2 separate regions of the Homo sapiens genome follow, and region 1 is linked to region 2. A link is an interaction called in ENCODE POLR2A ChIA-PET data of the cell type or tissue named here. Cell type or tissue: GM12878. All regions are shown on one strand. Links, peaks and the distances in the headings refer to the core of each region. The heading gives the core; the rest is flanking DNA.

Region 1 (7,997 bases), core at 1,768-6,767, 370 kb after region 2:
AAGTTCTGGCCCCAAACTACCTTCCCATCATCATCTCCCCTAACTTTCCTTCAAGCACTTCCCTCTACCACTGTCAGCATGTACACAAACACATGGTCCCCACCCACACAAAGTTCAGCCAAACAAAAATGCTCAACATCCCCATAAAACCCCAACTTCATATTTGATTCAGGGATCCTTCTACCTGGAACCCCTTTCCCCCATTATCTCTGCTTTGATCTTTCCCTCTAAATCTCCTTCCCCACAAAAAAAAGAGAAAGCTGGAAACAATTTTTCCCTCTGAAATTTCCACAGCACTCTATTCTTCTCTTATTGTACTGGTTTGTCATATTATGATTATTTATATATGTCTTACTTACAGATACTAAATTACATATATAGTCCTTAAAAAAATCCATTAACATGGAATAGTAATGGAAATATCCATTAAATGTTAATTGAGAAAATTAACATTCATAAAAGGAATTCTCAACATACCAACTCTGAGATATATTCTACTCATTTTTAAGAAATAGCATGTTTCATGTTATTTATTCAAACTGTTTCAAATAAAAGTAAATGGGCTGGGCATGGTGGCTAACGCCTGTAATGCCAGCACCGTGGGAGGCCGAGGTGGGTAGATCACCTGAGGTCAGGCGTTCGAGACCAGCCTAGCCAACACGGCGAAACCCCTCCTCTACTAAGATACAAAAAAATTAGCAGGGTATGGTGGCGCATGCCTGTAATCCCAGCTACTCAGGAGGCTGAGGCAGGAGAATCGCTTGAACCCGGGATACGGAGGTTGCAATGAGCCAAGATCATGCCATTGCACTCCAGCCTGGGCCATAGAGCAACACTCCGTCTCAAAAAAAAAAAAAAAAAAAATTAAAGAAAAAAAATTAAAGCAAATGAAAAACAGAAAGTGTACATGCTCTGAAAAAGTTATTACTGCCCCACTCCCGCAAAACCACCTCTGGCTATAGAATACCTTTTCCCCCTTTTAAAAATGATAAACGTAAATTAATCTTCTAAGCATTGGCTGGACGTGGTGGCTCACATCTGTAATCCCAGCACTTTGGGAGGCTGAGACGGGTGGATCACCTGAGGTCAGGAGTTCGAGACCAGCCTGGCCAACATGGCGCAACCCCATTGCTACTAAAAATACAAAAATTAGCCAGGCGTGGTGGTAGGTGCCTGTAATCCCAGCTACTCAGGAGGTTGAGGCAGGGAGAACTACTTGAATCCGGGAGGTGGAGGTTGCAGTGAGCCAAGATTGCGACACTGCACTCCAGCCTGGGCAACAGAGCGAGACTCTGTCTCAAAAAAAAAAAAAAAAATTCTAAGCATTATGAAACACTATGACATTAAAGCAAGCCAATTAAGAAGGCAATAAAGGGGATACATTAAGGTATTTAAGCCCCTCACCGCACAAATTTCCCTACATAAACCCAATCCCATCAGCTCTACGGATTCTCAACTTGCAGAACAACTTTTCTTGGCATTCATCCTCCTTGGCATTTCTATTAAACAATCAACTCCCTAATTTGTGAAGTGCTCTCCTTCCTCTGTTGCTTTAAGTGACTTCTAGTTCTCTTCCCTCTTCTTAACTGCTGGCTGCTCACCCTCCCCTCACCCCTTACTGCGGCTCAGCCCAGGTGTGTGCTCAACCCTCTCCTCTTCTGCTTTCTCTTTATTCCCATGGTTTCAACTACTATTTCCACAACAATGATTCCTACAATCATCCTAACATGTCCAACAGACTGTTGAATATTCTCATCCGGATAAAACCCAGCCTTCTCCTGATATGACCACTATGGCCTTTTTCTTCTTCTCTGCTCACAGTCAGATTGCCAGATCTTGTCAATTCTCAACTTCTCAAGAATCTTTTTTTTTTTTTTTTAATTCCTAGTTAGCATTCCCACTCAGCTTCATATTTCCTGATCCCTGGGGGATGAAAATAGCCTCTGGACTGGCCTTGCTCCTTTCTGCCACTCCCACAACAAATGACTAGAAACCCTAAAACTACACGTAAGGGCTGGTGCCAAGTATTGAGGCATTTCTGCAATCTGTAGGCAAATTAACCCTCCTGAAGCACTGCTTTGATCATACTACTTCCCTGCTCTGAACACTTCAGCAGTTCCTCAATACTCAAAGGCTCTGCAGTATTAACCCAAGCTACCATTAACAGACTGATTTGCTTTCTTCCCATCCTTTTACATCACGTGCATTTCCTAATAGATATTCTGGCCTACATGGGGGTGCCCGCTCATCTCATCTTAAGTGAGCAGTAATTATTCAACAAACTATTGTTTTGCCTGGTCATTTTCCCTTCGGTTTTGTCATTACAAAAATTCAAACATTCTAAACAGAGATGACTATACCTCAACTTTGTAACCCCTCTGGAGTTAGAATACTAACTCCCTTTGACAATCAGAATGAAACTGTTCTCAGAACAGAACCTACTCAGAGGAGTTCTCAGATATGATAAACGAAGGGTGGAAGAAGGTACGTGATAATGTAACTGGCGGTGTCCATGCCTTTGTAGTACAAACCAAGCCCAGAGATCAGTTGAACCTAAAGACAAATAAGTAGGATGGTTCAGAGAACCAAGAATCTCAGAATTTGGGTGAACAAGTACTAACATTTAGTCTTACTATCAAACGCCCTCAAGGTATTTCTGGGACTCTACTAACACCTCAAACTCAGTAAGATATTCCCTTCCCAGTTACGAGAATCATGATCCTGAAAATAATTCACAGTGGAAAAACATAGTTTTTGGGAACAGACTGTGAGGACAGAAAGTAAAAAAAAAAAAAAAAAAAGAAAGAAAGAAAAGAAAAACATATAGTTTTGAGGGAAATAATGGGCTAGGAGAACCCAGGAAATTCACAAAAATGTCCTTCCATTCTTTAAAGCAATATCATCCTAGAAGAAGGTAATTATAAATAAAATATATAATAAAGCAATAAAAGTTAACAGGTATAGCAATGGCATTTTATCTATCTTAAATTAGGGATCACAGATATAATTTATTTGTTTTATATATTTTGATGCTTAGATACTTCTGTGATCTCCCTCTTGGGCAAGTTAACAGGATTCTTATTTATTCACTTTGCTTTTTGCAGCTAATATGCATATAAAAATCACTTTTCTGCTTTAGGTCTCCCAAAACCTCACTGCCTGTTAATTCTATGACTCAACTCTAATTCTTCTCACTAAGTCACACTCAGAGAACTAAATTTTATTATACATGGTAGAAGGAATGCTTAAGCTGCAGGAAAGGCAAACAAAGGCAAATGTGTCTATAACAATTTGTCTTAGAGGGAAATCAGAACTGGTGAAAACTTATATTTAAGGCCTAATTAATATCTTCTCTCTTAAGCTGCATTTCTTTCCTAATTTTTCCCCCATGTTGTTCAATGTTAGCCATCATTTCTCCAGATATCTCATTTTCAAATCTGGAGTCATATTTCTCTTCTCTGACTCTATCAGCCCTTAAATTAAATTCATCTCAAAGCCAGTAACTCTTATACTTATCACTTCCTCTTTATTATCACTGCTACCACTCTAACAAGTTCTCTTCTCACATGCAGACCATGTGGGGCCTTTCAATCAAAAGACTTAAGCCCTTCTTGAACTTAGGAAAGTTTCTTGTTGTTTCTATACTTTCCTCCATTTTCTCTGTTCATTCTTACTAGCATTTATTACAGGATGTAAAAAGGCTACTAAATCTAGCTTCTATATTGCTTTAACTTTTCTCTCAGATTTTGTCTTTCTACTACACTCTCAGAGAATCCCTGAATTCTTTCTTCTAAGCTAGCTAATTTGATCTCCACCCCATCTACTGAATTTTTCTTTAAAAGTTCATATTTTAATTCTAATAGTTTCTTTTCCATAGCAATCTTTTCTTTTTTGGGTGGACACGGTATCTTCCCAAATCTCTCTGTGGATTTAAAGTTCATTCTGTACCCTATATAAACTGTCTCCTCTGGTGTTTCATTATTCAGTTAGTTGAATTTGGTGCCTCTCTTTTAAACTGCTGGTTTTCCTGAAAAGCATGGTTCTTCCTGGTTGTCTATTCCTACTTGTAGATGAGGGTCCAGACTAGAGTTATATTCTGACTGCTGGGGTGAACTTCTTCAGCCCAAGTGATAATTCCTGTTTGCCCAACAATAAACTTAAATTCAGATCACAGAAGTCCTATCTAGAATGAGTCCATAGGCGAGAAAGGAGCCATGTAACCAGCCAGGTTCTCCTTTAATGGTGGAAGAGTATCCCATCTTCCAGGTGCTGGAGGTTCAATATCCTTCAGGATAGCCACAAGCTACCTAAACTACTGCCCCTATCTTTCTTGCTATACAGCACTCACTTTGGAATTTCCTATGGACAAACAAGCAATTCAGAGAGCTGAATTTTGGGCATTATCCCAGCAGGAAAACCATTGCGGGCACCTATACTAATAGGTAAATGGCTTAGCTTTCCATGGCTTTAATTATCTGGCTGTACTCATGGCTTGTTCTATCTCCAAGTGCCTCCCTGCTTTTGATGTTGGTGGTACTGCAGGATGCCAATTCTTGGCTGGTCCCTTCTACTTTCTGAATAAGGTCACACGTTCACTAAGCTCTCTTGGGTTTTGACATTAATTGATTTCCAATTGCTTTATTCAACCAAAAATTCATCATATTCTGATTCATACCACTGAGGTTTTCTTGTTTCTCTGGATTTGTTTTTATATTCTTTATGTGATTTTAGAAGGAAGAAAAAATAAGTGTGTGTGTTCTCTAGTCTATGTTGAATTTGAAGTCATTATGCATTTTTATGTGCCAAATAAAACAGCATGGAAATATGTAAATATAAAAAAAGCAAAAGAACCTATGAGACAGTAATAAAAAAAATCAATAGTAGTGGAAGGTTACAACAACTATCAACACTTAACAGATCAACTAGTCTAAAAGGAAAAGAGAAAATGTATATAATCGATATTAATCTAATAACTGTAATTCAAGTTCCATTCTCTAAGAAAAGAATATTTTATTTTCAAATAGCCCTGCCTACTCCACGTCAAGAAGAGGAAAAGAAAATATCTGCTGTTGTAAATAGAGCCCCATCCTTCCTTGCCCTGTCCCATCTGGAACTTTTGTAGGCTTTGCTCAAATAGTCAAGGCCAAGTTTTTGTATTAGTTTTTCCATAAAACCACGCTGAGCCAATCAGTAATTTCAAGGTTTTGTTTGTTTAAAATCTAAGAGTCCAAACTTTCACAATCTATTAAAACTTGGCTGTAAAATGACAAACCTTCTTAAAGCCTATTTTCTCAAAGCTTCTATTCCTGCTCAGATTAAGAGTTGACACAATACTCTCTGAACCTACTTGTACCAATGAGCTACAAACACTAGTTTTAAATGCTTTTGTTTTTAAGGCTTAGCTTGATGTGAGGAAATGCACACATTCTAACTAGTTTTCAGATATTTAAAGCAGTACAGCCTCCTTAATAAAGTACTGCCATTTAATGCATTCAATAATTTAGCAATATCCATGTTCATTCCATAACATTCTACCATATATCATAATGGAATGAGTAAAACAACTCAACTCTTTGGATCACTCTTTTATTTCATAGTGAAAAACTTTAAAATAGCTTATTAGTTTTTGCTGAAATTCTGAAAAGAAATTCTATTCACGTTTCCTCTACTGAAGTATTCTACCTTTAGTTGCAGACTTAGTTCGAGCAGTGTGAGAAACACTTGATGTAATCAAAGGATGAAGACAGGATTCTGACATGGTATCAAGTGGAGATTTAGACTACATTGTACATGGAATAAATGAAATAAAACCATCCTAGGTAAAATTTTTAAAAGGTTAATTTCTGTCAAATGCAGTACATGATGAAGAAAGGTTTAAGTATCAGAAACTGTTTTCTTATACATTTCCTTTTTCTTGCACCTGCTACCTTTCCCAAAATTGGGCATTTAATTTATCTCTGAACTAGTCATTAACATAGTTGTTAACTTAGTAAGTTTTCTTATCAAACCCCTTCTCAATGAGCAATATGTCTCCTTGTATTAGAAAATCTTTCTGGCCGGGCGTGGTGGCTCACGCCTATAATCCCAGCACTTTGGGAGGCCGAGGCTGGCGGATCACAAGGTCAGGAGATCGAGAACATCCTGGCCAAGATAGTGAAACCCTGTCTCTACTACAATACAAAAAATTAGCCAGGCGTGGTGGCACGTGCCTGTAGTCCCAGCTACTCAGGAGGCTGAGGCAGGGGAACTGCTTGAACTCAGGAGGCAAAGGTTGCAGTGAGCCAAATTCATGCCACTGCACTCCAGCCTGGTGATAGAGCGAGACTCCGTCTCAAAAAAAAGAAAGAAAAGAAAATATTTTTCTGATACTGTATTAGGATTTGGGGTTTTTTTAAATTAGTGCAGTCTCGCTTTCATGTTACTTTATTCAAGCTAATTATGTGCTTTCCTTCATTTTCTGGTAACTAGTTGTAAAAATCATGCCTTGCAGGTTTACAGTTTTCAAAACACTCTAAATTTTTTTTTTTTTTTTCAGACGGAGTTTCACTCTTGTTGCCCAGGCTGGAGTGCAACATCGCCATCTCAGCTCACTACAATCTCTGCCTCCCAGGTTCAAGCAATTCTCCTACCTCAGCCTCCCAAAAGTAGCTGGCATTTACAGGCATGCACCACCACGCCTGGCTAATTTTTTGTATTTTTTACTAGTAGAGACAGGGTTTCACCACGTTGGCCAGGCTGGTTTCGAACTCCTGACCTCAGGTGATCCACCCGCCTCAGCCTCCCAAAGTGCTGGGATTACAGGTGTGAGGCACCGTGCCCAGCCCTAAATATTCTTAAACTATGATCTTTCTTAACATAATTGTCTTGCCAACTCCCTTGTCACTGATCACCAACGCTGTAATTTGACCCATATTGACCATACTATATCTCACCTACATGAATGCATACTTACTATTATTGCTTTTCCTAAATACATTACTTTCGGCCTATGAGGTTCTGTAAACTCAGTGTTAACACTTACAGTATTCTCTGTATACCTTAAGCACTGGCAAGAATATAACACTGGGCCTTTCAACAACTAGAACAAATATTTTAAATGGACAGTTCCAGAATTGTGGGGTATTTTTACATTGATCTTTTGCTAATGCAATCAGCAATGTGTTTTGCACATGGAATTTAATAAATCCTTTAATCATTAAAAAAATAATAAAAGAAAAGAACAAGCTGGGCAATGCAGGGGCAGGTTTGAAATACGCCTGCTTCTCAAAAGACCAACAACAGGCATGCTCCAGGTTGAGTATCAGCAACCATTAATTTCATGACCATTCTCTGGAGCAAAGCTAGGGAGCCAGCTAATTTTTACCCCAAAAAAATCTCCAAACCAAGCTTTTTCCAGGGGGTTGGGAAGACAATAAAATACAAGATAATAATCTAAAAGAGGGGAAGAAACTGGGAGAAAGCACAAACATATACAATTTGAAATAAGAAAAAAAAAAAACAGAAAAAAAGAAAACAACTTGTATGAAAATGGTCTAGAATTCTACACTAGCACAGTGACGGAAAATGTAAATTACCAGCATTAACTCAATAAAAGAAAACCCGATCGTAATGAATTTTTTTTTTTTTTTTTTTCTTTTTTTTAAAAGAGGGGGCCTGGGCACAGTGGCTCACACCCGTAATCCCAGCGCTTTGGGAAGCCAAGGCAGGAGATCACTTGCAGCAAGGAGTTCAAGACCAGCCTGGACAAAATAGCTAGACTCCATCTTGACAAAATAATTTTAAAAATTAGCTAGGCGGCCGGGCATGGTGACTAATGCCTGTAATCCCAGCACTTTGGAAGGCTGAGGTGGGTGGATCACCTGAGGTCAGGAGTTCGAGACCAGCCTGGCCAACATGGTGAAACCCCATCTCTACCAAAAATACAAAACTTAGCTGGGCGTGGTTGCTCGCGCCTGTAGTCCCAGCTACTCAGGAGGCTGAGGCACGAGAATCACTTG
Region 2 (7,997 bases), core at 1,590-6,589:
CTAGTAAAAGCTACAACTCCATACCACGGACTCCAGGGCAATGTCTGACAGATACAACCAAGTTGGGGATGAATCGAAGAAGAGTTCTTGCATTTGCCAGGCATTTCTCCGAGTCTCCAGCAGCCACAACTGCTGGGCAGTTAATGAGAAGATTCCCAAGACTCTACTGATCATTTGTTAACTTGGCAAAACAGGACTGGCAACAGTCGGGAGAAGCTGGGCACACTCTGCGCGTGCATGTTTCCAGAAAAACGAGGACAGGCGGTTGAGATCTCAGATGAACCATGTGTGTTCATCCCCTCCGGTATCCAAAAGAGGAAGAGCGGCGAGAAGCAGGACCAGAGGAGAGAAACCAACTCTGGAGCCGATCTCACAAATGTGGGCTACATGGAATCCAGGAGGGCAGAAGTACAAACCCACCATGTTCCTGCTAGGATGACGACTAGTGGGAATGGGGAAATGCAAAGAGGATCTGTCTCCCAATGGGACCCGGCCACCCCCAGGGCAGAGGATTCAACAGTGTCTATGGAAGGCACTCACAGACAACATGTTCCAAGGAGGCTTCGTGTCACTCCTTATTCCCCCAAATCCAAACAGAATGAAAACCAAAAACACCCTCCACCACTACAACCCATCAAGAGCTAGCCTTAGGGTTCAAGTGCTAAGGTTATCCTTCAAACATGTCTCGCTCAAAAGAGAAGGAGTCAAGGAGGATTTACCCACACTCTTCTTGGACAGGTAAAACTGGTACCATGCAAAGATAAATAATAAGCAGAAGGGGTCATCATGATACTTGTGCATCAAGATAAAAGCAAAACAATACAAGAAAAGGAATGAAAGATGCAAAGGATAGATAAATACACTCTAGAAAAAGAATGAGCTCATAAACCACTAAAACTGTAGACAAAATTGTTCAGCACTGGAAGAAATACGCAATCAAAGAGGACAACATAATGAGCTCAGGAAAGAAAGAGATAAAAAATGAAACTAGGCTGGGCGCGGTGGCTCACACCTATAATCCAAGAACTTTGGGAGGCTGAGACTGGTGGATCACTTGAGGTCGGGAGTTTGAGACCAGCCTGGGCAACATGGTGAAACCCTGTCTCTACTAAAATACAAAAATTAGCCAGGCATGGTGGCATAAGCCTGTAGTCCCAGCTACTTAGGAGGCTGAGGCAGAAGAATTGCTTGAACCCGGGAGGCGGAGGTTGCAGTGAGCAGAGATCACACCACTGCACTCCAGCCTGGGTGACAGAGTGAGACACTATCTTGAAAAAAATAAAATAAAATAAAATAAAATAAATAAAACTGTAACAGAAGTGGAAGCCACATTACAAGGAACAAGCCCTAGAATCAACAGTACAGAAAACTGAGTCAGTCAGTGAAATGGAGGATAAGACTTGAGAAAAAAATCATACAGCATGAATGAAGAAAGATGAGATGAGTGCCATCTAAGGAAAGATAACTGTGAAGGACAGATGACAGAGAGCCAATATAAAAATGAAGTTTTCAAGAAGAGAACAGACTAAACTGATACAAAACGCAGTGAGGCTTGAAATGACCATATCTAATGCTCACTGCATTCCAGAAAAAGGCAACAGACAACAGTCAATCCTGAGATATACTCCAACGAAGTTACTAAATTTCAAGGATAAACAAAGAATTCAAGTATCCAGGGCAAACAATCAGGTCATCTACAAAAGGGGAAGAAAAATCCATCAGGACTCAGACCTGTCAGCACCACCAGATATGGACAACCATAAAGTAGCAATAACATCCTGTCTCCAGAGAATTCAAGGAAAAAGGCTGTGATCCAAGAATCCGATAGCCAGCCAAGTTATTGTTCGTAAGTAACAGCAACAGGAATACATTTGTAAATATGCAAGAAAACCCAACCGAAGCTGTAATCCAGTCTGCAAAAAAGATAAAAACATCAGCTCTCAAATGTGGAGTCTTTGTATGAAAGGGCTGGCAGTAAGCACTGAATTCATTCAGACACAGAATTAAGTCTAAATAACTCTAGTAATTACCTACAGCTATCCACTTTAAGTTGCCTGTCATTTTTGGTAAAAGCTGCCAAATCCATCTGATTATCTCCTCTAACTATGCCAAAATGGAAACACACAAAAGAAACCCTCTCCTGAACGGAATTAACTTGCTCTACAGATAATTTGGGGTTTAGAGCTTACCCTTTGAGGAATAGTATACTGAAGAAATTCCTCAAAAGAGATAATACAAATCACCTGGCGTACTGTTCCAAGCACCCAAGTGCTTGCTTTGGCCCTTCCATTGACTTACCATGCCACCTTGGCAAACTCCTTAATTGCTTTGGGATTCATACAAAAAACCGATATACCTGTGTAGTCCAGCTCATGGCATTGTAAGGATCAAATGGCATGCTGTATGCAAAAGGTCTTTGGAATCTATACACAAGGCTGTAAAACTATGTCACACTGTTTGGATGGAAAGAATTCTGTATTCAGGAGCCAAAATCAGATATTCAGAGACAAAAAAAGGAAGAGATGGCTCCTGCGGATCTATCCCTCCACTTCCTTGCATTTCTCTACATTTTAAAGTCATCTCTTAGCACTATAAAAAGGAAATTCAGCACTTTCACAGCTCCTGACTTGAACTTCCATATTTTTAATTTAGAGACAAGGATGGTTTAAGAACTTAGAAAGATGTTGCCCTACCACCCAAGGAAAATGTCTGACAGTTTTCTATCTTTGATTCACCTACTATTTATGAATATTATTCATTATTTTAATATTATTTATTAACATTGTTTATTAAGCACCTACTATGTGTCAGGCACTATTTTAAATAGACACAGTCCCCACTTAAAATAAAATAGAGTAAATGAAAGAGCAGTACAGAGGAATGGGAAAGAATTTAGCTGAAAAAGGGTCCATGTCTATTTGTGTTACAACCTATATGGGGGAAATCTGACCATTTGCTTATAGGCAAACCCAGTAAACAGCCAGATTCTCTGCCTAAATTAAAAGAATCATGTACAGTTGACAAACAGGATAAATGAATACTTGGGTAAAGAGGCTAGTAAGCCAGAAGAACACAGATGTTCCTGAAACTCTTCTTGCAGTTGCTTTAGGGTTAAAGATAAATTCTTAATGAAGAAAACAAAGACAGGAGAAGCAAGGTTGTACTGGGGTCAGATGGATGTGAGTAAGCCAAAAAGCGTGCTAGTAAAGAACTACCGATTAAGTCATGAAGACACTGAAATCAATCTTTACTTTTGAAAAACACTTGTAAAGGGAAGAATGTGATGAGATTTTTCTACACCATATTATCCATATTCGGCCCCTTACATGGTACTGCTTGTGAGGATGTGGTGATCGATGGGCCTTCCTCAAACAAGAGAAACGCTGTCAGAGTCAGGCAGTAGGCAGCACCCCCTAAACTGCTGCCTCCTCTCTCCTACAGTGTATCACACTTGAAAGCATAAAGGAGTATCGTTGGAAATTGAGGCCTAGGAAGATATTATCTCATGTTTATAAGGAAGCTAGGGTCGGCTGGGCGCAGTGGCTCGAACCTGTAATCCCAGCACTATGGGAGGCTGAGGTGGGTAGGTCACTTGAGGTCAGGAGTTCGAGACCAGCCTGGCCAACATGGTGAAACCCCGTCTCTACAAAAAAATACAAAAACTAGCTGGGCGTGGTGGTGCATGCCTGTAATCCCAGCTATTCGGGAGGCTGAGGCACAAGAATTGCTTGAACCTGGGAGGCGGAGGTTGCAGTGAGCCGAGATGGTGCCACTGCACTCCAGCCTAGGGGACAGAGTGAAACTGTGTCTCAAAAAAAAAAAAAAAAAAAAAAAAAAAAAAAAAAAAAAGGAAGCTAGGGTCTTTGCATGTAAAGGACCATTTTTTTTTTTTTTTACATCTTTTATGCCACACAAAAATAATCATATGGAACAGCCCCATCCCCAAGACACTGACTCGGTCCTCAGACCTATGGGCTTCCTATGACCCACCTCTCACCAGTCTCTCAGAAGTACATCAGTATTTCTTTTACCTGATTGATTACATATGAGTTCTCTGATGAGATCCTTCTAAGGATGGAAGAGATGAGCTCTTTCTAAAGATGAACGGAACTACCCTGAGCTCAGGTAATATAACGAAATAAAAGAAAACAAGATCCAGTGGAACTAAGAGAAACAGGAATGCAATCAAGCCACATGCAGCTGGTCAAAGCACACCTCATCTCAGGGAGAAATCCCCCACGGTGGTGGGAGAGGAGCTAATTGCATCGGTACTATCATATGACTAAAGCAGGATGAATGGTTTACAAGTCAGAACTTCTACATCAGTGGACTCAACACTTACAAATTGGACTGAAACATTTATATGGACATTAAAACGGGGCAGAAATCAAAGTAGATGATATATATGGAAAATTACCATGAAGAGAAGCACATCCTGTGGAGCTGTATATAGGATGCTGGTTTCAATCCGGATTCTTCGGTCACTTCTATTCCTAAGGGTAAATATAACATCATTCCTCTTTCCTTATCCCAAATCGTCTGCTAATTCCCACTTCCAACTTTTAGCAAAAAGGATTGTGAAAATCAGACTGAGGTGACAATTCTAAAACTAAGATGAATGAAAATGAAAATTATTAAGACCTGGAGCATTTTTCAAAAATAAACTAGAGAGGCCTTTTCCCTCTGATAGTCTATTTTACAACTAGTAAAGCGCATCATACAGAAACTTCCAATTCCTTAGAAGACTACAAAGGAATAAAATATGACACAGGTACAGTATTAGATGGATGGAAGTTTGACAGAAGCATAAAAACTCCACTTCACACTCTGTACAAATTTGGTATTGACCAGGAGGCAGTTTTTCACTTAAGATCTTTGAAACCAAGCAGTTGGGTGAAAAATTCTAAGATAACATTTCGAATGCTTTAATCAACAGACATATACAAATGAATTTTAAAATAAAACCAAGGCATCAATGAAGAAGATCTAACATGAAAGTCACCACATCTCACAATGAGAATCCGATCAGATGGAAGAAGGCAAAAGTCTAAATCATAGAGTGGCGGAGGGAGGCACGGGAGAGACGGAGGGCTCTGGGACTAAATCATCAGGGCATGGCCACCTGATGTCTTCCACTTTCAGGGTCCCAGGGCCCTAGGTGGAGGTTTGGGACAAATATGGTATTTGGTCACAAGGAGCAACAGTACGATCTGCTGTATCTGGAATGGGAAAGGCGCACAGAATCCTGGAAGGACTGAAGACATCAGATGCTATGATAACAAGATGGAGAGTACGAGGGCACAAGAGCTGTAAGGAGGCTCTGTGCTCTTCGGTGACAGGCATCAATCACACCACAGCAAGATGTCATTAAAAAGTTACTACTTTAGTGGAAGATCTGGAGTAGCTACAGGAAAAACTCTTTGGGAAAGTCCAGGTGGTAGAGAGAAAATACACATTTAAGCACTAGGAATAACTGTGATGCCACGCTCAGAGCAGGTGGGAGAAAGCAGTTCTCTCTGTTTGACTTGCAGAAGGCAATCTTTCTTCACAGAGAGGACCACAGCATTCAGTCCTCTAGAAAGTTCTATTAGTCTTGATCTTGTCTCTACAAAGAAAATAATGAGAATATCCATAGTGAGTTTGTGAGTACAACCTCCTCTGTTTTGACCAGGACTTTTAGAGTATTTCATTATAGTGATAATTCAAAAACCCTTGCCATATCTCAGAATTATTTTCTACAATTACTACAGAAATAGAATGACCATTTAATTACTTATATATACTTTAAAACGGTTCTTTACTGTCAGTGAAAACTCTGGTTAGAAATATAGAGTGACTGCTAAAAACTATGAGGTTTCTTTTTGGGGTGATGAAAATATGCTAAAGTTAGTGGGAAGGGCTGCACAACTCTGTGAATATACTAAAAAATATGGAATTGTATACTTTTATTTATTTATTTATTATTGAGATGGAGTCTCGCTCTGTCGCCCAGGCTGGAGTGCAGTGGCGTGATCTTGGCTCACTGCTGCCTATGCCTCCTGGGTTTGTCTCGTGCCTCAGCCTCCCAAGTAGCTGGGATTACAGGCACCCGCCACCACCGCCCGGCTAATTTTTGTATTTTTAATAGAGACGGGGTTTTGCCATGTTGTCCAGGCTGGTCTTGAACTTCTGACCTCAAGTGATCCACCCGCCATGGCCTCCCAAAGTGCTGGGATTACAGGCGTGAGCTACTGTGCCCGGCCAGAATTATATATTTGTAAAGGGTGAATTTTATGTTGTGTGAATTAATCTCAATAAAACTCTCACTTAGAAACTGTTTTGAAAATAAATTTTCTTAGAACCTCTCATGTATAAATACCTAGTGAATTTACCATACTTACTAAAGTCTTTCCCCAAATCTCTACCGATTATTTGTATAGTTTAACAATTTTAACTGTCAGGCTAAGCATTTTAAAATTTTAAGAACTGCTTTCTGCTTAAATTTGTTCACCTAATAATATATTAGAAGTTAAGACTAATAATCAGCATACAACCTTCAGTTTAAAATTTAAACCTTAGTTTAAACCTTAGTTTAAAAATTGCCTTTAAAATAATATTCAATTAAAGCCACCTTTTTACAACCAAACCTTTTTCTAAAGATGGCTTCTGCACTACTCAAATTACTCCACATATCAGAGCAATAGTTTGAGCAGTTTGAATCAACTGGTCACATCGATGCTCAACATTCTATTTGACTTACATACAGACTGAAAATGGAATCAACAGAAATTGATATGATCCAGGTATTTCAAGCTGATTTAGCTTAAACTTGGCTGGGAATGGTGAGAGTAAGTATGTTTGTTTCCACAAACCAAACTTCTCTAAACTTCATCATTTGAGATGAGTGGCCAGTCCAGCAATATTGCGTAGCAGTCCACCATGACACTTCCATAGAAAAAAATAAACATCCATATGGATATCATTTATAACACTTGTCAGAGAAGACCAACGCTACTAAATGGTACAATACTGCAAAGCTATATAAACTGTATTTGTGTACAAATATCTTTCTGTTGCATTGTGTTAAAGATGTTAAAAATCAAGGTTTTCAGGATAATAAGAAATATATACAATTAAAATATATTGGGGAGAAACATTACAATGTTAAAATAGAATAAAATATCAATATGAACTTATGATTTAAAATATATTTTAAATATAGCTATATTTTATAGCTCTGTCTGTCAAGGAAAAGGGCCTAAAAAAGGTATAACAAGCATCCCCAATTATCAGATTAGCATCTCTAATACTGATTAAAAAGAAACAGGGCTGGGTGCAGTGGCTTATGCCTGTAATCCCAGCACTTTGGGAGGCCAAGGCAGGCAGATCACCTGAGGTCAGGAGTTCGAGACCAGCCTGGCCAACATGGCGAAACCCCAACTCTACTAAAAATACAAAAAAAAAAAAAAAAAAAAAATAGCCAGGCGTGGTGGCTCATGCCTGTAGTCCCAGCTACTTGGGAGGCTGAGACATGAGAATCGCTTGAACCCAGGAGGTAGAGCTGCAGTGAGCTGAGATTGCGCCACTGCACTCCAACCTGGGTGACAGAGTGAGACTCTGTCTCAAAAAAAAAAAAAAAAAAGAAAAGAAAAGAAACAAGACTCCTTGAGGGAAACAGTTGATTCTAGGACACAGGCACAGAAGGTATAAGATGAATCTAGGATATCATCTTGGGCAAGAAAAGCTTTCAAAGATTAATGAGTTTTGGCAATAGAACACTAAGGATCCAGCTGGAAATAGCTCTCATTGGCCAAAGGTATGTCAATTCAAGCATCAAAAAGGAAAATGACTGTTACATGCAATAACATGGATGAATCTCACATAAAGCCAGACACAAAAAGAGTATAGACTATGTGTTCCTTGTAAATTCAAGAAGAGAACCTATGGTGATAGAGTTAGAAAAGCAATTATATGGTGGAGGAGGGAGGGACAACTGTTTGACTAGAAAGGAGTCTTTG

The links. Peaks named below come from ENCODE experiments on the same cell type or tissue, not always from the same donor. Only the 100,000 strongest peaks of a DNase experiment are listed, where the experiment ranks them.
Region 1: POLR2A ChIA-PET joins it to region 2 with 5 read pairs; 3 of 35 experiments call an interaction of 5 or more read pairs at or near these places.

What each region holds. Positions count from the first base shown.
Region 1 is chrX:24,163,476-24,171,472 of GRCh38, reverse strand. All of the region lies in intron 3 of ZFX (zinc finger protein X-linked), which reads right to left. Among named protein-coding and RNA genes, the nearest start is that of ZFX, 18 kb to the right of the region's middle. In GM12878, for the core only: no CTCF peak of the experiment used is centred there; DNase peaks (open chromatin) are centred at 2,092 and 2,422; H3K4me3 peaks cover 887 bases; H3K27ac peaks cover 2,222 bases.
Region 2 is chrX:24,536,742-24,544,738 of GRCh38, reverse strand. It overlaps a transcript of PDK3 not described here. Among named protein-coding and RNA genes, the nearest start is that of PDK3, 75 kb to the right of the region's middle. In GM12878, for the core only: no CTCF peak of the experiment used is centred there; no DNase peak of the experiment used is centred there.